Regions from separate parts of the Homo sapiens genome. Here regions 1 and 3 are each linked to region 2. Evidence: chromatin loops called from intact Hi-C (ENCODE). Cell type or tissue: endothelial cell of umbilical vein. All regions are shown on one strand.

What was found. A loop is a pair of places that touch in the nucleus more often than their neighbours do. Peaks named below come from ENCODE experiments on the same cell type or tissue, not always from the same donor. Only the 100,000 strongest peaks of a DNase experiment are listed, where the experiment ranks them.
Region 1: it touches region 2 in a loop (6-fold over the local background); 4 of 110 quality-filtered maps call a loop at or near these places.
Region 3: a loop joins it to region 2, with 7 times the contacts of the local background. A loop is called at or near these places in 6 of 110 quality-filtered maps.

Annotation. Positions count from the first base shown.
Region 1 is chr7:112,128,264-112,136,263 of GRCh38, reverse strand. The region is part of intron 1 of DOCK4 (dedicator of cytokinesis 4); the gene reads left to right. Among named protein-coding and RNA genes, the nearest start is that of DOCK4, 74 kb to the left of the region's middle. RefSeq lists an enhancer at 7,783-8,000. In endothelial cell of umbilical vein, no CTCF peak of the experiment used is centred here; DNase peaks (open chromatin) are centred at 3,813, 5,153 and 6,103; H3K27ac peaks cover 1,993 bases.
Region 2 is chr7:112,077,146-112,085,145 of GRCh38, reverse strand. The region is part of intron 1 of DOCK4 (dedicator of cytokinesis 4); the gene reads left to right. Among named protein-coding and RNA genes, the nearest start is that of DOCK4, 130 kb to the left of the region's middle. RefSeq lists enhancers at 558-657, 4,582-4,631. In endothelial cell of umbilical vein, no CTCF peak of the experiment used is centred here; DNase peaks (open chromatin) are centred at 445, 3,915 and 4,485; H3K27ac peaks cover 4,585 bases.
Region 3 is chr7:111,983,911-111,991,910 of GRCh38, reverse strand. DOCK4 (dedicator of cytokinesis 4) reads left to right here. Exons shown (of 53, transcript NM_001363540.2): 6 at 2,748-2,896; 7 at 7,521-7,605. Among named protein-coding and RNA genes, the nearest start is that of DOCK4-AS1, 180 kb to the right of the region's middle. In endothelial cell of umbilical vein, no CTCF peak of the experiment used is centred here; a DNase peak (open chromatin) is centred at 4,380; H3K27ac peaks cover 1,899 bases.

The DNA.
Region 1 (8,000 bases), 51 kb before region 2:
TGTTGCTAGTCCTTCATAGTTTCTATGTTTCTTTTGATATTAAAACATATTAGCTATAAAATGAAACCGGTTTCATTCTTTTTGTTTTTATTGTCTTCAGAGCTTTGAAATTTTACAAGCTATTGATTTGGGTTATAAGCCACACTGAGGCCAAAACTTCTGAGAGGGTATTTAATTTTCACTGCATCTTTGGAAATTGGCCCAAATAATTCCCCTTTCAACCCATGGCACTGGTGTATGACACAGGAAAAATCTGATTAGCTCTTGATGGTTGCCAAATACTTGGTTTTCTCAGCTTGGCTGAAGATTTAGATTATCATTTGGGGCAGGTGGCCTGGAATTAGGAAGAATGTGGAAGGAAATCAATAAGGGTTGGTTTCTCTTATTATTTTCTGTTGGCCTTTCAGATATTCCACCAGGAAAGCAACAAAATTCAATTTTTTATCATTAAACTTCGGGGTAATTTGTACTGGTTCAATTTTTTTTTTTTGGTGAGAGGACTGATAACAATTTTATGGAACTCTTGGAAAAAAGAAATAGAAAAAGCTATTGGTTACCTTTTTTTTTTCTTCAAAGTTTCTGGTGTTTGAATTTCTATTCTAGATGGTATTTAATTCCTTGCACAGCAGTCTACAGGCAGCTTAATCAAGGCGGCAGGATAGTCAAGTGGATGTAATACTGAATGCTTGGATTGATGGCTTTCTGTTGATTAAAGGAGATAGATTATATAGCTAATAAGAATTTGCTTTAGGGAATAAAATTTAATAAATAAGTTAGACTATAATTGGGTATTGGAATAAATTTATCATGTCTTATGTAGTCTTTCCATTCAGAAAATATTTTTTTTTCTCAAGTACCTACAGTGTGTATGGTACTGCATCAGGGAAGTATAATGAGAAGAAGTAAGAATAGATAGATGCTTAGTTTTGACAAAAACATAAGACTAAAAAGGTAAAGCGTAAATATATTAATGAAAAGCTATTTATTTCCATGGTTTTAACTATTTTAAAATGACTTAAAATTCAATCTATATTTATCAATAAGCCTTAATCATATTTACTTGAAAAATATACCAACTTTCAATTTAGTAATATAAAAGAATTAAAGAGCCACAATCAGATAATTATGTCTCAGTTAAAACAAATTATGCCTTAAGGCAAAATTAAACTAAGGATTTAGAAATAGTAAATTATACAGAAAGGACTTTATTGATTAAACAAAAAATTGTGGGGTTTTTTTTGGTGTATACATATATATACACACACACACACATATATGTTTTAATGGTGAAATAAATTTTATAGCAATCATAGGTGAATACTGGTTAAGGAAATTACTGAAGTAAATGTGTTTTATTATGATGTATTATTTTTATTCTGAGAAATGGAATATGCCTCATTGAAGCATAGCGTTTTCTTATTAAATAGGATAATGCATTGTGGCACTTTGAAACCCACCTTGATATACTTATAATTTTAGAATCCACTTCCTTATTTTTCTGGTCTTAGATATTTTATTAAGTTTGTTTGTTTCTTTCTTTCTTTATTTGAGATGGAGTCTCGCTCTGTCGCCCAGGCTGGAGTGCAGTGGCGCAATCTCAGCTCACTGCAAGCTCTGCCTTCCGGGTTCACGCCATTCTCCTGCCTCAGCCTCCTGAGTAGCTGGGACTTGCCTGTCACCACACCTAGCTGATTTTTTTTGTATTTTTAGTAGAGACGGCGTTACACCATGTTAGCCCGCATGGTCTCGATCTCCTGACCTTGTGTTCCGCCCGCCTTGGCCTCCCAAAGTGCTGGGATTACAGGCGTGAGCCACCGTGCCCAGCCATTAAGTTTACACTTTTAGAGTTATTTAAAGACATAAGTAAAAACACTTTTTATACCTTCCACAGTTTATTGGGTCAACCTGCCATATTGAAATCAGATGCTTGTGGAAGAGATTGAGATGTATAGGGTTTTTGATGGTTTGGCATAGGGTGTTTACCTCTCGCAAGCTGTTGGTGTCACTGCTGGCTTTCCGAGCCTCAGGGAGGAAGAGTGTTGCTATTGTAGTGAAAGCTCCACCCTGTTTGTTAATCTGTCTTAACTCTATAAATTATGGACTCTGAGACTTAGTCTAATTACAATTGAAACGATTCTGAAGCATTGTAATGCAGTGAAGTATTCAAAGTAATATGAACATTGCATTTACATTTTTCTAAATGTCAAATTGACATCATTCTGGCCTCCTACCATGGCACAAGTTTTACCAAATAATAGCTAATCTGACAACATGTGGTACACTCCAGTATTTTGTTTTCCATTCTATTTCATTCCATCCCACTCCATTCCATTCCAGTCTGTTAAAAAAAAATTATTTCACAAACCATTTGAGGAAGCCTTAATGTGAGATAACTCACAGTTTGAGAAACACTGGTTCACTTAATAACCACCTACCTGTATACAGCACTCTTCCAAAGAAGCAGTCTTTGTCCTTTATAACCGTACATCCAAAGAGCCATTTTATTTTTTAATTTTTAAAATTTTCTATTTACGTATTTTTTTTGAGACAGGGTCTCACTTTGGCACCCAGACTAGAGTTTAGTGGTGCCATCTCGGCTCACTGTAACCTTGACCTCCCAGGTTCAAGCAATCTTCCTGCCTCAGCCCTCAAGTAGCGAGGACTACAGGTGCACGCCACCATGCCCGGCTATTTTAGGAGAGACGGGTGTCACCATGTCCCCCAGGCTAGTCTCAAACTCCTTAGTTCAAGTGATACACCCGCCTCGGCCTGCCAAAGTGCTGGGATTACAGGCATGAGCTGCCATACCTGGGCCAAGCAGCCTTTTTATAGCATACTTTTTTTCATTCAGGCAAAGAGGTGTAAAATCAAAGAGCCTAAATAAAAGATTAAGCAGGAAAGTGTGCTCATTTATATGAAAAAGCTCATAATAAGAACATTTGTGGAGTGGAACAGTAAATTCTCTCTCGATCAGCCCTGGACTCTATTTTGGTTTCTCTCTGGCTAGGAAGAACTATCCCTGCAAAATGTTTCTGCATTTGAAGGTCTCAGAAGCTCCCGCAGGCACCCACATGGCCTCCATCAGTATAGCCTGTCACCTCTCCTCAAAACACTAGAGAGATGCGGTATGACCTGTATCCCTATTCTGGGATTTGGGTTGGAATGAAGACCTAGAAGTCTCAGAAGGACTTCAATATTAGAGAAGTAGAAAATTCTTGTGGAATTTAGAGGCAGTTGGTCATCCTGGAATTTGAGATTCTAAATTTTAAGAGCCCTGAATACCAGTCTCTGGATTCATCCATTTCACTTCTGTCCATTGTCAGTTGAAATTCAGGAGTGACACTTAGAATTCCTGACAAAGAGTAAAGACTGGCCTGTAGGAGCTTCCTTGCTTAATGAATCCTGCAGCGAAAGTGGGTCTGTCAAGCTGTGGGCCAGGTGCCCAAGTAGAAGTTTAAACCAGGAGTAAATTCTGTAAGGCCAGAGAGTATTCTGCCCATCCTTTAATAACCTTTTTGCATGTGTCCCATGTTCCCTCCTACTTTCTGTATTGGATACTTTCAATATCCAATAACCAAGGATATTGAATGGAGGTGAAATAGCAAGACCAAAGGCCTTTCCCCACCTCCCCCCGCCCCTTTTTTCTATTAAAGCATTTGCTTAACTGCCTTGCTTGTGTGTATGCATGCCTGGTCTCTATATAGCTTCCTGTTTTAAGGTCCTTTCAGGGCAGGCATGCCATCAATCTTTGTGTTGTTTCTAGATATCATCTCTGTGTGAATGTTGTTGATGCTATTTTTAACATTGCATCCTTTGTGTGAGCTGCCACAAGGCTGGGATGACCAAATGTCCTGTTTTTATCCCAGATTTTTCCTGGTTAATTTCCACTCTTTTGTTTGTGATACCTAGACATCCTTTTGAGATGGCAAAAGGATTCGTTTCTGCTTCATTAACTGTGATGAACCTAAATTCAAGCAGAACTGTGCCTTTGAAACAGTGTGACTTAAACCTCTTCAGCAATCCCTGTAGTTAAGACTAAGCAACCACAGAGAAAATGTCCTCCGGCTCTAAAGTAGGGGGCCAGTTTACATGGATTTATGAGATCCTATCAAAGTGAGAAGTAACCTTTGTGGCAGTCCACTGTTTTCCTAATGGTCTAAGGGCTGCCAAACTCCCACCCCATGCTCGTTTCATCCTTGCCTTCAATGCAGATATTAATAAATCTGCCCGAAATGAGATTTTTGAAAGCCTTTCAGGCTCACAATGATGATGCTTGTATGAAGGGATCCCTTTTTTCTTCTGTCTGACTTAGTCTTCTGCCTCCAGACCCTGCATATTTTCCCTGTAGGACACTGGCGTCTTTCTAGGGATAGAATTTAAAAGCATCTCCTCCTCCCCCCATACCAATAGTTCAGTTTGAAACCATGAAGTGTGTTACAACCCCACTTTGTGCTTTTCCCTTCCTCCTTTTTTGTGTCATTAGTGTTCATGTCTGTCTCTCCTATTACATCTTTAAGGGCAGAGACTATGCCATATGATTTTTTTTTCTCTTTCTCATTAGCTGACATGATTTTTGGTTCATTATAGGCACCTGATAAATATGTTGTAACAAAAAAAGTGAATAAATAATGTATGTATCACATTTTAGCTGTTTCCTGCATTGTACAATGCATGCATACATTCACTCTATCTTTGATTCATTTAGTCAAAAAACATTTATTGAGAGGTATTGTCTTTGGGGCTGGGGATATGAGGAGAAATAAGACATGGGCACCCTTAAGGAGCCCATGGTTTATTGTATGAGAAAATAGTTGGTTTCCTCTCTCCTTGTCCTATAAAACCAAGGGCAACTAAGTTTCACATACGGGTGAAGGATCTACCCTGGAGTTTTTGTGTTGGCATCCCCGTATCCTGGCTGAATTGCTTGCCTCCTTTTGCCCTTCCCAGGTACACAGGGAATCACATGGCTGCATATACTTGACACTGTAGTCACCATGGAGTGATTTATTAGTTATGGGCCACAGCGCTTTTAAAACAATCTCAAGTGCTGAATGGAGAGCTGATCTCATCTAGTGAGCAGCATGTATCTCATGCTGTGAGTTTTAGATTATTTCAAAGAACAGAAGACCCCTCAAAAACTACAAGAAGCAGGATCACATTTGTTAGTTTTAAGACATATTTATGGCATACGGCCGGCCATTTCCTTTATGTCACGTAGGTTTTCACTATTATCAGCCTCCGTATTTCTATGCCAACTTGACCATTGTGAGAAATGACCCTATTTATTGTCTAAAATACTGGAAGTCAAATGGATTTATTTTTGGTAACTTTTACTGAGGTAATGACTTGACATAAAATAAAGACTCTGTTCCAGAGACTGTGAATTACTGCCCACGCAAATTCAACTTTGCAATGCCATTAATATTTTACTGCCACAGTGAACAAAGTTGTTAAATTTAAGTCAAGAATTATTGGTTCCTTTTGGTAGGACGCGTCTGTATTTTTACTCAGCCTCTGTACATTTTATTTTTCCCCACATTTACTAACTTAAAACATGACCTACGTTTATTTTGAGAGTGTAGACCAGCATTGAGAAGGCACATACTCAGAGCGTATTTTTTTCTGATTCAACCTGCTCTTGAGATTCCTTTATAATTTGTGTATTATTTAGAGTAGTGATTTTGATATCCATCATCACTAGCTTAATTTTACTTGCTTTACATAGAATCCCTGCTTTGCTTAGACAGAAAAAACAACTGACAAAAGCATCACATTATTATACTTATTGGGAGAACCATGACATCTTGTTTATGTTAACTAGCAAAAGACATTCATGTGAGGAAGAGAAATATAATGTAGGCATCTTAAAATATAAAGAGAAGTGTTAAGAGACTCCCTGTCATTGGTGAGCATAGTGGGTGTCTATCTTTGAGCTTTGAGAGTTACCACCTGTCAGATGGCACCAGGGACTTTTTGGACCTGGTACCCACTTCATTCCAGGCTCATATTGGCTCTCCCCAACGGGTACCTGTACTGTCACACAGCCCCCGTCCTCATCCTGTAGTGCTCCAAGACTGGGATGCTGTCCAGGCCTGCAGCTTCCTGGATTGCTCTTTCCTTCCAGGTTTGCCAGGTGACCTCTTACCCAACATTCAAACTCGGCTCAAATTTCCCTGAATGCGGGAAGCCTCCCCTGACCTTTCCAGGCAGAGTTAAAAGTGGCTCCGTGTCTAGATGTGTTCAAGGCCCTGTTCATTTGGATCAGGAATCCCAAGGACTTGTCACTGGGGGAATGGCTTTACTGAAAGCCCAAGATTATGGATATGTTAATGCATTTGCTTCTTCATTTTATCCCACTATAAAAGGTGTGACAGAGGATTGCATTTTGAGTTTGGTGGCATGAGATCTAGTCTCTGTTCTGCTGCTAGGGTGAGTAACTTGGGGGAAATGACAACCCCATAAAAGGAGGAATGTTGTCCTCCTCTGCTGTTTATAGATTTCTACATATGAATGAGCTAAAAAGCTGCTTGGGATCTTTTGTTTTTTCTTTTACTTACATTTGAAATAATTATAATTATAGACTCACAAGAGTCTACTTCCACATGAAGAAATTTTATGTACCCTTCACTCAGCTCCCTTAATGGTGACATCTTATACAGTTATATCAAAACCAATTTATTAAAATTGGTACATTGTTGTTAAGTTAGACTATATGGCTTGTTCAGTTTTAATCATTTTGTACACACACTAATGTGTGTGTGTGTGTAGTTCATTGCAATTTAGTCTCACGTATGGTATATGTAACGACCACAATAATCAGGATACAGAATTGTTCCATCAAACAAAAGATCTTCCCTTATGCTGCCCCTTTATAGGTGTACCCATCCCTCCACTGTTCCCTGGCCACTAATAAATACTTGTTTGTTCTCCATCTCTTTAATTTTGTCATTTCCAGAATGTTATATAAATGGAATTATACTATATATAACCTTTTGAGATAATGCCTTGGGATCCATTCAAGTTGTTATAAATAGTTCACTCCTTTTTATTGCTGAATAGTATCCCATAGTATGCACCAGAGCTTATTTAACCATTCACCCATTGAAGGACATTTGGGTTGTTTGCAGTTTGGGACTGTAAAAATAAAGCTGCTAAGAACATTCATGTACAGATTTTTTTGTGAGCACCTAAGTGTTTACTTCTCTGGGATAAACACCCAAGAGTGTAGCTATTAGGTTATGTAAGTGCATGTTTAGTTTTATAAGCAACACCCAACCTGCTTTCCGCAGTGACTATCTATTCTACATTTTCACCAGCAGTATATGAGAGGGATCAGTTTTTTTTAATTTTTTATTGATCATTCTTGGGTGTTTCTCGCAGAGGGGGATTTGGCAGGGTCATAGGACAATAGTGGAGGGAAGGTCAGCAGATAAACAAGTGAACAAAGGTCTCTGGTTTTCCCAGGCAGAGGACCCTGCGGCCTTCCGCAGTGTTTGTGTCCCTGGGTACTTGAGATTAGGGAGTGGTGATGACTCTTAACGAGCATGCTGCCTTCAAGCATCTGTTTAACAAAGCACATCTTGCACCGCCCTTAATCCATTTAACCCTGAGTGGACAGAGGACATGTTTCAGAGAGCACAGGGTTGGGGGTAAGGTCACAGATAACAGGATCCCAAGGCAGAAGAATTTCTCTTAGTACAGAACAAAATGAAGTCTCCCATGTCTACTTCTTTCTACACAGACACGGCAACCATCCGATTTCTCAATCTTTTCCCCACCTTTCCCCCCTTTCTATTCCACAAAGCCGCCATTGTCATCCTGGCCCGTTCTCAATGAGCTGTTGGGCACACCTCCCAGACGGGGTGGTGGCCTGGCAGAGGGGCTCCTCACTTCCCAGTAGGGGCGGCCGGGCAGAGGCGCCCCTCACCTCCCGGACGGGGCGGCTGGCCGGGCAGGGGGCTGACCCCCCCCACCTCCCTCCCGGACGGGGCGGCTGGCCG
Region 2 (8,000 bases):
ATTTTGAGGAGAAAAGATTAGAAGATGGCTTTGTGATATGATCTGTGTGGCAGTTTCTGATGTTGAAGTGAATATACTAGAACAATTTTCTCATAGAATGGGATATAGTAAGAGCACTGTTCTGAAGTCAGACAGCCCTCGCTCCAAATTCCTGCTTGACCACTTCCAAGCCATACAACTTGGCCAAGTAACTTATGTTCTGTATGTTTTAGTTTTTTCATTTTCTAAAGTACACATACATGGTAATAATACCTTCCTTTTGGAATAGTTGTGTGGTTAACTTGAAGTGATAATGGTGAAAACACCCAGCAGAAAGCCGGTCACACGGGAAGTGCCTTGTAATGGTAGCATAACAATGGTAACAAGTCATGTCACTGTGATTTGGCATTAAATCTGGATATCTGTTACTTCACTCTGTACAAACATGAAGGGAGATTTTCTAAGAAAACAAGGATTTTCTTTCGTTTTCATTATGCATGTCTTGAAATTTCCTGCATTGCTCTATTTGTGGGAACTGAAACATTTTCTCAGCCCAAGCATCATGTGACTGTTTCTTATTGCTAGTCAGCAGCATGAAACCTCAGATGAAAGTATATTAACTGAGGGTCTGGTAGAACTGTTCAGCAAAGCTAAGCAGACTTTATTTAAAGAAAATGCTCATTCCCTTTTGCTGGACACACAACTTCTAAGATCCATGTATCATGCTGCTAAGTAGTGGCTTTGGGATGCTCTCTGTATAAATGAAATTTTCTAGTCAGCTGAAATTCAAACACTAAACATTCAAATATTTTAGTAGCTGCTGATATAAATTGTACTGAAATGTAATGGTTTTAAGCGGAAGCAATTTAAACATCTTTTCACTTTTTCTTTATGATTGCATCAGTCAGCTGTTGCTCCATAAAAATCAATTCCACAACTCAGTGGCTTAAACTAATTTTCATTCATTCTCACTCTCTGTGATAGAGATTGGCTGGGCATGTTCTGGGCCAGGCCTGACGGCATGACTCTACTTCATGCTGCAGGCCTGTCTGGGTTTAGGTCCTCACTGTGGATTAAGCTTAGGTCTGTTCCAGAAATGTTTATTTTGAGGGCCCAGTCTGAAGGAAGCAAACCAGCGAAGCTATTCCTATGGTCGTGGTAGGAGTACAAGAGTGTTAGCCCAACTGTGCAAGCGCACTTCAGCTGTCAACTGGAATCACATCTGATTCCATTCCGTTGGTCAAAGTAAGTCAATCACTAAGCCTAACAGCAGAGCAGGGAAGTATACTTATTCCATGAGGTGGTTAGGGAAAAGTGATTATTTGCCAAATACCAATCTAATTTACCGTACTAAACTAAGCCTTTGGTATGATCCTCTAACAAGGTTCCATACTATATGTAGTTATTATTCATATCTTTAATATCCCTGCCATCAGTTCTGACTTTTCATCTTGTTCATTCTGTGCCACGGAAAACCATGTCTTTTAAAAATTGTGTTCAGGTAAAGATAAATTCTACATGAAGATTTTAAGGCCTTCTGGGGAGTGAAGCTTTGTTTTCATAGCTATTTTGGATGTTTGGTGGCCTTTTATTTTATTTTATTTTATTTACCTTAATCATTTTGTTCCAAAAAGAATTAGAGATGTTGCCAGAAATTTGACTTCTGGGTATGAGGGGTTAAGCTCAACATGTAAAGATAAAAACTTCTAGGAAACAGAGGTTAATTCATTATGTTATAGTAACTGGGTCATACGTTATACTATTAATTCTATATTTTATATTCTAATCTTATATCTATAACCAACTCACAGAACAACTAGGGGAAAATTACCTAATCTCTAGGTACTTTTATGTAAAACCAATGGAGATGATAGATGTGAGAGCCTGAGGCAATTGTGATGGTATTCACATATCAAATAAAATTATTTTCAACTATGTTAAGATCATATTAATAAAAAATTCTACTGATTCCTAATTCATAATTAATCTGCCTAAACTACATTGAAATTTACTTTACCTTAGTGCAATTTATGGATAAAGGGATTATTTATAAAATTTATGTTGTGAACCCTCTGAAAAGAAGTACATTATTAAAATTAGAATATTTATTTGGGGCTACAATTAATGCTAATTATAATTAGTGCTAATTTCAAGTGTGCTTAATCTATTCAAAAAGTAGACCCAGTGGACTTTAAATTGACCATCTCCATAATACATTAAAAGTAATAAAGTGGTTTTTATTTAAATACATTCTAGAATAAATGATACTTTAATTTAAAATTTATTTCTAGCTAAGTCATATGGGTAGGATTTTACCAAGTTTAAAAAATTATATATTTTTCAGATACATGAATAGCACTACCAATCTCAGTTGTTTCTGATATAAAATGTCTCAGCAAGTACTGTGGTGATTAGTATTTCTCTCTCCTTTCTCTTTTTCTATATAGTAAACTATAAGCCTTAAATCGTTAAGTGTAATGTAATCTGAGGAGAGAGAGTGAGTTGACTACTATCCATAAATACCTCTACATCTCCTTTAGTCGAGGGTTTAATATTAACAATACATTCTCTGTAGGCTTTTCCGGTTTCTTACAGGAAGAGAAAAATAATTTTGTAGCGAACAACAATTACGAAATTTATTTGATTTGCTGGGAAATCCCAGCGTGCCTATGGGTTGCCAATCCTATTATCCCCCAGTAAAGGAGTAGGGAAGGTAGATTTTGTACCACAGCAACCACCCCCGCTATTTCTAGCCATTCTTCCTTTTTTTCTCTGGCTTTCCTGTGAAATTACCAACTTCCTACCTGGCTTGCTGCTAATTGTTCAGACCCACAAATGGGGGCATGGTGATGGCTGTTGTTTCCTCTACTGACATTACAATAATGTATGAGACTCTCAGGGTTAACTGTGTATTTGAGATTTCACTAAGCATGATTGCATTAACATAGATTTCCTCTCCAGTCATGACACAAATTTTTAAAAAGTTTTTCAGGTTCAATATTTCATTACTACTGTTCCCTCTGCATCTACCCTTCCTACCATTTACTATGTGTCTATTCCATGACAGGTGCGGAGCTAAGAACTCTACATGTATAATGTCATGTAATTCCCCACGCCTCTCCAGCGTAGGTACTCTGATGACATCCATTTGTCACATGAGTATTCTGAGGCTGGGAGAACCTTCAGTGACTTGCCCAATTTGTCACAGAGCTGGTAAGAGGCAGAGCAGGGCCCCAACCCAAGTCTGTCTCTGGACTCATGAGCACTAGGAGATCTTGCGCATTACTCTGTGATCTTCCTCTTTTGGTCTTCACATTTTATACTGTGATACCTTAGATAGTTTTCCCTCTTTTTATTCTTGAGCCCCAGATCCAATTTACCATCTTTCTTTTTGACCCCTTCAAGAGAACAGCTACAAATAAATTATTTAATTTAATCAGCATTTATTAAACATCAGCTGTGTGTGGAGTATTGACGGGCACTGGAACTACCAAGATTTGTTTATTTTTCTGTCTACAAAACATTTGAGATAACTGACAAAGTACGTAAAATAAGAAAGGGATAAAAATAAGTTGCAAGACCTTTAAGACATAGTGACTTTCCTCCTGGGATCTTTCTAGAAGAATCCCACTTGAGAGTGGTTCTTCATGTTCTTGTTTTGTCTCCTTGACCTGCTCTGTGGGACATAATGAGTGTTCATCTGCACTTTTCGTGTCAGGCTTCCCTCAAGGACTCTGTCCTCACCCTGAGTCTGGGATGAAAGCCACCCTGATTTGTGACTGTAATAACCAGCTTCTCCTAAAAAGTTGGTGGTGTTAGGGATATCTTCACATGGATTGTCTTGTTTCCATGTGAAATAGTGTCTTAGAGCCCTGAGAAGTAGCTGTCATGTGGAAACGGAGTCATGCTTGCCTGCATTCTGTGTGTCTCCTCCAAACCTCACTACTTCCTTGAATTGCCCACAGGATTCGCATTCCTGTCTGACTGCGGGTTCCTTCTTCCTGTTTCGATTCTTTTTTCATGGGCTTTTTGCACCACTACCCGCCTTCCTGTCTCAGTATTTTTGTTGCTGGCTCATCCTTCTTGTCTTCTCAGATGTCAGCCTCCTATCCGTGGCCTGTGGGCTACTTGGCGGACCCTCTAGAAATGTACCTCGACAGTTGTTCATGTCTTTTAACAATTTCTTTTATATTGTTGAGCAGATGGAACAATTATTTAAGTCTATTTTCATTCCTCATACCCCACAAATCTACACAAGTGTTTAGTGACATAAGTGTAAATATTATTGAAACATCAAAATATCTTGCTGTCTGCATCCAGTTGCTAGTTCACAGCATTCAGGTGACAGTGGCTGTATTTGTAGAGCCTGAGGAAAATGACATAAGATGTTTTCTTTGACAGTGGTTGTCTTACGTATTTGGATATACCCATTGTGTAAATATGCGTTGAACGAAGGAGCTGTGTCATCCACATCTAACAGAGGTGAAAACAAAAGTCTACCATAAGGTCTGTCTGCCTTTAGCCAAATGGGAAGTGATGTTTCTGCACATTGTCACAAGTGCGTAGCCAACCATAACCTCTTCTTGAGCAACTTAAGCTGGCACAGGAAATCTGAGACATGACTAAATGACGTGTCAGGAAAGAAGAATTTCTGAAATGTTGTTTAAACAAAAACTGGCAGATATGTAACATTTCTCTATCAATGCAAGAAATCATCCTACATGAAAAAGGAAGCTCAAAATTTTGTTTATGTAAAAACTTTTTTAAATTACTTGAGTTTTGTTAACATTTATCCTTTTACATAGGGTTGCTAAAGTTAGCGAATAAATTATAGGATACCCAGTTAAAATTTAATTTCAGGTAAACAACAAATAGATTTTTAGTATAAGTAGGTCCCATGAAATGTTTATGACATATATATACTAAAAACTCATTCATTATTTAATCTAAAATTTATATTTAGCTTGGCATCCTATATTTTGTCTGGCAACCCTCCTTTTAAGAAAATCTAATAATCCATATTTACCTGATAGGTAAATTAGAATACTGATTCTTTTTTGAATGAAAATAATGTATTTTTTTAAATTTTTCTAACTTTAGTTCCTCTAATAGAAATTAATTTAGATAACTAAGGAACCATAGGAATTTAAAAGCTGACCTATCAGAAATAACTTCAGCTATATTACATTAAAAATGAAGAGATGGAATCTGAAATAGGAAAGTAAGATTTATACCCATTATTCAGCCAAAATCTGTTTTTCTTTAACTTCTACCCATTGTTCCTAAGTCTGCCCTCTGGGGGCTGTAGAAAATAATGAAGATGATGTTATTAATGATAACCAGTGCTTGCTGTAACCAGTTATGTGCATTATTTTATTGGATTTAATTTGTTTACTCTTTATAACAGCATGTGAGGGAGGTGCTTTTCTGATTTCCATTCTACAAAATAAGAAACTAAAGCACAGAGTAGTTGATTAGCTTAACCATAACCACATCTCTTTGTCAACTCTTAAAGTACCAGAGCTTTCATAGTTTTAAAGTTCCCAATTCCTTCTACCATTTCTTTTAGTACAGGGTCTCTAGACCCTTTCCTGTCCTCATTCAACTCTCAGCTTGTTGTGGCTTGTCAGTGCCCTGAAATATGTTATGGCCAAAATTTAAAAGTATACTTCATAGATCATATAATTTACAAGTAGAGTACAGCAGGATTTTTAATGGCCTTGGTACTAAAGTTATATTGCCAATAGTGACCCATGGATTAGCTGAGTTTTGTTTCGTTCTAGTTTTTGAATGGGGAATGTACTTTTACATAATACAGTTGGCTCAGGTTGACCTTTTAGTCAGGTGAAACTTCCAGGTTCTTATCTGTACTAAATGCAGGTAAGCAAAGTCTCCCTCAATTTCCACATGCACAGTTTGCTTTTTTAAACAGATGTGCAGGAATTCACTTGTATTTGTATAACTTTTAGAAATTGTCTCATTTTACCTTATTCTTCCTGCCTGCTATCATTCTTACATATTTATTTTTGTTTGTTTGTGTGAGACAGAGTCTCGCTCTGTTGCCCAGGCTGAAGTGCAGTGGCACAATCTCAGCTCACTGCAATCTTTGCCCCCTAGGTTAAAACGATTCTCTTGCCTCAGTTTCCCGAGTAGCTGGGATTACAGGCGCATGCCACCATACCCGGCTAATTTTTTGTATTTTTAGTAGAGACGGAGTTTTGCCATGTTACCCAGACTGGTCTCGAACTCCTGGCCTCATGTGATCCACCTGCCTCGACCTCCCAAATTGCTAGGATTACAGGTGTGAGCCACCGCACCCGGCCGTATTTTATATTTCTTTATAATATATCAAAAAGGCAGTACTGGTCTATGTTTGGAGCAGAGACCCAGACTCTGCAGGAGATACGTGTATAAGTGAGTGAGCTCCCTCCTGTTTCTCATCTCCAGACGTTCCTATGCCTCTGCTTTCTTCCCAGTTGGCTTGAGTAGATGTCCAAGGGATTGACATCAGCATGTCTATATTGTTTGACCATTTCAGCTTTGGGGAAGAAGGTTGGAGCTGTGTTACAACATTTCTCTCCCTTAAACTCGACAAACTCTTAAATCACCTTCCTTTGATATTCCACAGTGATCCTGCCTAGTTAAATATTTTTTTTCCTAAATCGTCTCTCTATGTGCCATGCCTGTAGCTGTAGCTTTGGTAAAGTTTGTTTCCAAAATAATAAGACTTATAATACCTTGTTCTTGGTAATCAAGAGAGTTAATAATAGGAAAAAGTATTTACCTGGGGGAATTGTAAACCATTTGTATTTCATATAAAAAATGACAGCTCTAGTTGTCTTGGACGTAGCTGGGAGCAGAATGTATTGAGAGAAATGGGGTAGAGTGTAGTGAGACAAAAGAGGCTTCTTTGTGTTTGTTTTCAAGGAAAGCTCAGATTTAGATGTAAACTAATTAAGCATCTTCTAACATTTAAAAAAACATGAGAGATAAAATCTTATTCATGCACCTGATAGTTCTAAAATTTTATGAGAAATTTGATGAATTTATGTATATTGAATTGATTCATGTATCAGTATACCATTTAGTAGAGAACAATTTTCTGTATTTTCATCATTATCAATAATTAGTGTAATTAATATCTATGCCAATACATTTAATAAATATAATAGAATTTTACTCACTTAGGCTTGTATTTCTAATAAATACAAAACACAAAGTGATCAACACTTATTATTCTCTTTCTGGGACCGCTTTGATGTGTCTTAGCTACCTTTTATACATTAAATTTATTATATTTTTAGCAAACCTATTAACTGATAAGTTTACTGATTATAATTTTTATTAGAATGAATAACATTTTATAAAAATTTGAGAGCATTATTCAGAAAATTACAAGTGCTGTATTATCCAGTGCTTTCTAGCATCAACATTCAGCCTAGAATATTGCCATGATACTGTATTTAAATAACTGGCATGTTAAAAAACACACACACGCACATATTAATAAATCATAGGTGCTCTGTGAAGGTAATCTATTACACACTATGGTTTAAAACATGATTTTATAATGCATGATACCACAACTCACTTTGGAATGCGTATGAATGATGTATTAGTGACTTTTTCTAAATACGTATTCCATCACTCTTAAGCACACTGTAGAAATGATGCGTAATTTTGTTTTATAAATAATATATCTTTAAAAGACGTTAGTTTCTATAAATATTTAAAATATTTTTGTAGTATAAAAAGTATAAAATGAAAAATGTTCTAAATTGGGTTTCATTTTATATGATGTCTTTCCCATAGTAGTTAATGTAAATACTATTCTATTTTTGTCTTTAATGTTCAGAAGGAGCCCAGCTATGTTGTGTTTTTTGCTAGTATGATGTTGGGCTAACTTTTATAGCATTTTTCCTTTTTGGATAACTTAATTTACCACGTAATTGTCCATGCTGGGGTGGAGCAAAGATTTATCCAAAAGGTTACTTTTATTAGAAAAGTGTACTGCTTTAGGG
Region 3 (8,000 bases), 93 kb after region 2:
TGGCTCACTGCAAGCTCCGCCTTCTGGGTTCACGCCATTCTCCTGCCTCAGCCTCCCGAGTAGCTGGGACTACAGCTACCACCATCACGCCTGGCTAATTTTTTTGTATTTTTAGTAGAGACGGGGTTTCACTGTGTTAGCCAGGATGGTCTCGATCTCCTGACCTCATGATCCGCCCACTTCGGCCTCCCAAAGTGCTGGGATTACAGGCATGAGCCACCTCGCCCAGCGCCAGGCACTTTTTATTCTTGAATCTTATCAATGATAATTTACCTAGGGTCTCATGCTGAAGCCTGAATCTAAATCTAAGTCTGCTGCTGCCAAAACCTGTACTGTTTTCATTTTAAGGCAAATAAAAGCTCATCGCTTTCTAAAACACTAAAATACTCTCAATTAACTTTTGCTGTTTTTTTATGTTTCCAGAATCTCTTGATATTGTTTTATTCCAAGTGTTTAATATTGTACCCTAACTGTTTTCATTTAGCATTAAATCAAAAGCATTTTTCATATATCTGAATAGCCTTCATAACTATCCAGTGTTTAAAGAATCATGATTTTATGACCAGATGTTCAGTTTTAGAACTTTTTCTTACACTAGTAGAGTAGGTTTGCTGGCCAGGCCTGCAGTATGTCAGCATTCTTGCCACACCTGGGTTTTCTTCCCTTAATGGAGAGCTGACCAACTGATTTTCAGCTTTATAAGGGATCCTGCAACCTTTTCTTATTAGTGTTCTCTTAAACTTAAGTACTAGAGATGACATCACAGAAAATCAAGTCCATCCTACTAAACAACTACAGAACGCCTTTCCCAAGAGCAGGCAGGTGACTTTCTCCCTGTGACAATCAGTTCAAAAAGGCGCTGTGTCTCTTCTTTGCTACATGAGATTTGACTTGTTTAATAACTTGCTTATATAATTTTATTGACTTGGGTGGACTTTTCCTTCCTACACTGACTTCCTCAAGTGTTTGTATCGCCTGTACAGAATCTACCTCTTGAGATCCACAAAAATTAACATGTGTAAATCAAGCTATTCATTCATGCATTCTCCGGCTGTTAGGGATACACAGGCAGACAGCCATGTGATTGGGCACTTACAGCCACAGGGAGGACATGGACATTGAGCAGTTAATTACAAGAGTATTGTGTTACAGTGGCCTTGTAATGGCTTGTATGGGAGTGTATAACATGAGTTAAGAGTGAGAAGCAATAGAAGAATGGGCTCAATAGAGTGCCTTCGGAGTTGAGAGAGAAGCAAGATGATTTATATTGAGGAGGATCAGGGATGGCATCCTGGAGAATGCTTTTTGTTCCTCTGGCAAATTTGTCTGACCTGCACATCATGTGAAAAATTCAAGACACCAAGTACCGAAAAAGCAGATAACACGTCACTACTTTTTAAAATAAAAAATACGTGATGACAGAATGTCTTTACCCATCACCCAGAATTTGATATTTCTGGCAGCTTACAGCTGTAGAAGACTTTAGATGGATGATAACCTCAGTACTTTCATATCACTACTCATGAGGTCCACTCATAATTTTTGTAGAAAGTAAAAGCATAGCTGCTGGTTAAGAAAGACAAAGGGTAAAGACTTAGATAAGATTTACTCTATTGTCTCTGGGGTAAGGGATATATATTTTGGTTTTGGGGAAGAAACAGTATTTGTAGAGGGCTCATTCTGGACCAAGCCCAAAGCAATAACAGTACTCTAGTACTAATAACAGCTAATACTTACATATTTTTTCTGGGCCAGGCATCATTCTCAGAGTTTTAATAACTCATTAATCCTCACAACAACCCTGAGAAGTAGGTACTATAATACCCGTTTTACAGATGAAAAAAACAAGCACAAAAATGTTAATGAATTGTCAAAGCTTTTTCAGCCAGTAAATGGCAAAACTGAAATTCAGATTGAAGTTGTTTGGCTCTAAATAAGTTGGTATTCTCTGCCACTGTGCTGTAGTGCTCTCTGCACAGTTGCTACCACTAATCCATAAAACAGCCTTGCAGAAAGAATGTGCTGCCCATGTACAGATGACAAAATTGGTACTTAAAGTCTGTACCACTAGTAAGTGACAAAACCAGGATTTTAACTTGTCTTCTTTCCAGTAAACCACAGAGCTTAAATGAATTCCACAGGAGATTATCTTGAATCTCCATGATTGTTTTAAAAGTAAGGAAGAAAGCATTACCTTTTTAAAAGTCTAAATACTGGCCCGATAATAGCAGTGCATATCCATCAATGAATGAATTTTGTGCCCAACTTCTGATAGGGGATCCAATAAAGTATTGAGACCAATGTGCAAGAAATATAATTGGAAAGCAATGTCTTCCATTTCATCAGCTTTAGTTGCATGCAGCCATGGCACAGAGAAGGGAGAAAAGAATGTGAGCAAAAGTGATCAGGGAAGATTTCCTGATGGAGGTGGAAGTCAAGCCGAGTCTTCTTGGATAGTAGCATTTGAGTAGTGTTTAAAAAATAAATAAATAAAAGGAGCACGTGAGAAGTAAAGTTGCATTTCTGGACATGAGAGCAGTGTTGTGAAACTTAGATGAAGCATATAGAGAAGGCAGCGAGTGTGTTTGAGGATAGTGAGCGAACAGTTTGTCTGTTCACGGACATCTGTCCAGAGTGGCAAGCACATAGTGGGTAACCAGAATGGGCCTCTTCCCTTTCCTTTTTGGTTACCCCACAACTCAGTATAGGTACTGACTGCCAAATCTCCACATTTGTATATTTCTTAGCGTAATGAAGGCGATCTCTTCCACCGGCTGTGGCACATCATGAATGAAATCCTGGACCTGAGGCGGCAGGTGCTGGTGGGCCACCTCACCCACGACCGGATGAAGGACGTGAAGCGCCACATTACTGCCCGGCTTGACTGGGGCAATGAGTGAGTATTGAGCATCACAGGGCGGCCTCTAGTAGGTGAACACAATGGAAGTGACATAGGCCTGAGCCAGAACGTGGTAATGTCACTGGAAGCAATCCTATGGGCTTTTTCATGTTTCCTGTTTTTGGAGGCTTAGTGCGAACTGGCATTGATAGAGCCGAGAACCATTTCTTCTCAAGCTGGTGTAGGCACTGAAATGTCGTTTGTTGTCTAGTATCGTATGTGGCTTGATGGTGTGGACATGCTCATGGAAAATGAAATGTTCACAGCAATGAACTAGATGTGGCGTCTGACTAAAATGGATCTTGTTCTCAAATAGGCTTTAGGTTTGGCATGTGGATTTGCTTTTAAAATATATCTTTTCCATGTCATGGTAATAGGTCACCAGTGTAATCCGGAGGGAGACACTAATGTTAACAGCTTCTGTGAAAAGTCTTATGACAGGTGCACTGGTGGGGCCTTTTATTATTGCTGTGATTAGTCCTGTACATACACATTAGCTACTTTGAGGAGCTGCTTGAGAGAACTCAGTAAAAAGCTGTTCTTGACCGAGATTTATTTTTAAACAAAACCATAAGTGACTAATTTAAAATACCAGCCAGGTACTAAAATGGTAAATCTAATCACTGAAAGCTCTGACCGAGGCTGATATTTTACTAAACGTGAATATTAACATAGAAGTGAGAAATTAGAATAAGCCACCTTTGACTGAGACCCTAGGGTTGCGTGAGGTTTAGGTTTAAAGCAGTGACATGGTTCCTTAATAACCCACATGGCCCTATCCTCCCTTCCTTTCCTTTCTCCAAATCCCCATTTGCTATTTGGACCTTCAGAGGATCTTAGGGCAACAGAAAAAAAAGGAAAGCAGACAGAAATGAAGAAAATGACAGGAAGTGAACCATGGGTAAATTTGCCTCTTACTGAATGTGGAAAAACCAATTTGAAGCAGAATGCCACTTCCCATTACCATAGGAAATCACTTTGTCAGAAGCCAGGTTTGATTCTTCCCAAGATGTTGCACACTCTGAATGTGAATACCCAGACCTACTAACAGATTTTTAAACCTCCATCTCACTCAGAGGACTTCCGGTATTTTGTTGAATAGGATGTGCCATTCATCTTTTTACAGACAATGAATAGAAGAGCCCAATTCATTTATCTCTAGAAGATTCATTCCTGTGAGAAATAAAACAGGTACAAATGTGGAGGGGCAGCAAGAGCACAGGACTGGGAGCTCTGCTTTCTTAGGACCTGAAGCAAATTCCTTAACCCTCTTCATGTCAGTTCCTCATCTGTTGAAGGAGGAAGTTGAACTAGAAAAAGCACAAGGGCGCTTTCAGCTCCAGGATGACATTTAAAACACACAGCACCTCCTAACAGATTAGACTTGCCAGCCATTTACAGGGAACTTCCTATCCTGCCGTGGGAATGAATTTCACAGGAGATTATCTCGAATCTCCATTATTGTGGAGTGGGAGGGGTCCGTTGGAGCGAAACCTATGCTGCCTAATATTTATTTCTTTATTGTTTTGAAAAACCTTTGAGGACTCTGAATTATTTTGGGTCTTAGTCATTATGCTGGTCCTCATTTAAAGGACTAGTTTGTAAATAGGAAGAAAGTTGGAGGAAGTTAGCTTATCCAAAATAACACAGGAATGTAGATCAGGCAAGAAAATGATACTTCTTCAGTTTTATGAAAGAAAATGATGGCAGAATGAAAAGGGGAAGGAAGGAAAAACATTAATTATGACTGAATCATGACTCAGTTTTTGACTTACGTAAGTTCTGGCTTGTACTTTGGGCAGTTCTGTGGCTAATTTATGATAAGTTGGTAAAACATTGATGCATGAAAATGAGCAGTATAATTTATTTAGATCATCTTCAACTTCATGAATTTTCTGAGCTATGATTCCGTTTTCTTTGAAATTCTTTGACTGTTTATTTTAAAATAACTTACAGTACAGAGATTATGAATTTACCTTATTCCTTTAAGTATACATTTGTTTTCTTATTGAATAGTGCTCATGGAAAGCAAATTAAGATAATCTCTTGCCTATTAAACCAGATGAAATTGTCCTGCAAAATAAGCTGCCAGCACATAAATCTCTGGATGAACATAAATTAAGAATGTGTTCCATCTCACGTTGTATATCAAACTGTTGAAGAGTAGTGAAGAGAAGCCCTCTTGATGTGGGAAGCTTAGGAAGAAGAGATCATTAATCTCATTTCCTAACAGGGCCAGCAAAAGAATTGTTCTTGCCTGGGAACCTCAGACAGCACTAAAATAATGGTACATGTTTCTGTTGCCCATACAGTCCTACAACACGATGTTCTTTGACTTTTCTGCTAATACTATGTGGGAGGAGGCAATCAGTTAATCCTTTCTTCTTGGTGTCACAGAGTAGTTTAGTGACTGAGTTGATAGAAAACATGACGCTCTCCCTGTGTGATCTCCTCTCATCCTCTCTCTTCCCTACTTGCCTCATTTCTCCTTATTCTTTGTAAGGCACTTCCTTGATTCTACTCTGTGGGCTAGGAAACCTCAAACCATGGGAAGATGTACCTAGGAATTAACAAAACCAAATAGAAATAAATAAGACTCTTCACATAACCAGGACGCCAGGAAGCTAACAGAAGCTGAACAATCAAGACTATGGGAGAAAAAGGCTTGTAGATTACAGGTTTCTGAGGCTGCAGAATTTCTGCACTCATTCTGCAGCCATGTAGGTCACCTGTCTTCACGTATCTTATCTTCCTCCTGCATGTGACTGATGTCTGAATTTCCAAGTTCAGATTCTCAAGGAAGGAATCTTATTGACAGCCAATGTCTAATATTCCTGTTTGGGCTGAGCATTTTATACCAGCCTCTCATAAGCTGCTGGCCAGTCTTTGGGTTATTTGTCCTTAGGTCAGGTGCTTACCCATGGTACAATCAGGTGTGGCTCAGGAAGGGGAGATGGTCAGATGACTACCTTGTCTGCCACCACCACTCCCAGCAGAGAAAGTGGATAGAGCAGCTTCTCATAGAAGGAGCTATGAGTAAGACAAGTATCACAGTGGTTATATGCCCTCTTTCATTTGCTAAATGATCTTCATCAGCAATATTGACCCAGTGTCAGATGCTGACTTACACTGTAGTACGGTGGTTCTCTTTCAGAAGGGAATGGAGAATGGAAAACAGACCCTATCAGAATCCCTGGTGAGATGTAGCAAGGGGGAACATGGACATTTTGAAAACAAATCACAGTGTTTATTGTGAGTTAAAAATTCAACTAACATTAAATAATGGGTGTGTGAATTTTTTTCTAGGTTTCCCAAAGAGAAACATCATTTAGGAAAATTGAGAAACTGTTTTACTATCTGAAAGACAGCTCCTACTGTCAAGGAGGTGACAGCTTTCTAATCTTCTTAAGAACAAATAGCCCTCAGGGTGGCTGGGGCAGTGCCTGGCTTGAAGTAGGTGCTGAATTAATAAATTTTACTTATGAAACCTTAATGAGATTTTGGGGGAGGGCATGGAAGAATTTCAGATTTTTTTAAAATACGAAAGTAAGAAAGCTGTGGTTCTATAATTGGAAGTGTGATGCCAGAAGCCTTCTGTGTTAGAAAGAGTGGTGATGTGAAAAGGATTTAGAACAAGTGATCCTCAGAGAACTGAGCATTCGGCCTTGGATGTGGTGGTTGAGGGGGCTCTGCTAGAGAAGAGGGTATCATCTCGGCCTTGATCGATAGGGCATTACACAGGCGTTGTGTAGCCTTTGAGATGATCATGGAGGGTTAAGGAGATGAACAGAACTGTGTGGCATTGGTGTCAGCATTGTACCGTGGGTGCCCTGGAGGGGATCATGCTAGGAAGGTCGCTAGAGGGAAGCTAACCAGAATAGAGTTAGACTCGTGTTCCTCTGTTGATGGGAAGACATCACAAGTCAGTTACCATACTTGATACCTCTGAGGCTGGATATAACCTTAGAATACTTCTCAGCACAGCAAGCCACATGTCAGCCACAATGAAATCTGACATAAAGGGTTAAACTATTCTGCCAGCCCAGGCCCAAAACTCTTCCCCCATTTCCATTTCCTGCCTTTACTGAGTTTCTCCTAACGACTGACCTCAGAATTTGCTGTAAATAAGGACCATGCACAAGTTGCCAGAGATTCATATAAGAAACATGTTGACTCTGGGCACAGCTAGGTATACTGGTGCTAGGTCAAATTCTAAAGACCAAATTTCCTTCCCCTCAACTCCAATTTCTAGAACCAAATGATGTCTAGCTCTAGTTTCCATTCACTCCAGTGTGGAAGGCCTTCTCGTGATAATTTGAAGGGCGCTGAAGGCTCCACACCATGTGGTGCTAAGGCCCCCAGTGGCAGGAGCACTCCACTGAGAGTGCCAACCCATCCCTCCTGGATTTGCTTGTCTTTCTCACCTTCTATGTTTTAAGTTTTGCCCAGTGTCCAGCGGAGTTATATTGTCTACCCCAACTGTGGTAACAAGTCATACAAGGTGAGAGAAGCATGGTGGGTGATATACCTAATTTCCAAGTGATATAGTAAAAAACCAATTGTTTTTAACATATTTCATGGAGGTAACTTTTCCCCCAAACTTTTGCAATTTGTTTTCTAGACAACTGGGACTGGACCTGGTGCCTAGGAAAGAGTACGCAATGGTGGATCCGGAAGACATCAGCATTACTGAGCTCTACCGATTGGTAGGTACAGGAAATCTTGGCTTCCAGTCTTCCTGCTAATTTTCTGGTTTCCATGGCACTCCTCATACTTGCTTGATTTTGTAAGAACAGGATGTTCCAGGATTAATTTAGAGAGAGTAAAAAGACTTGAGAGCTGAGGTGACCATGCCCTCAGTACAGTACTGAGACACTACCTGTCTAAGAATAACATGATACTCTCCAGTGGGCCCTCAACGCCCAGGCACCAGGAAGTCAATACAAAGATGTTTTCAGTTCTTTTGCAAATCTTTCTACTTTTTGTCTAGTGTAGTGAAATGCTTACAAGTCACGCATACTTATCTGTTGTGTTTGAGGACCATGCTGTAACTAATGGGTGTTTCGTCTTGGCTCAGCAGCATGTTAACCCTCCTCCTGCC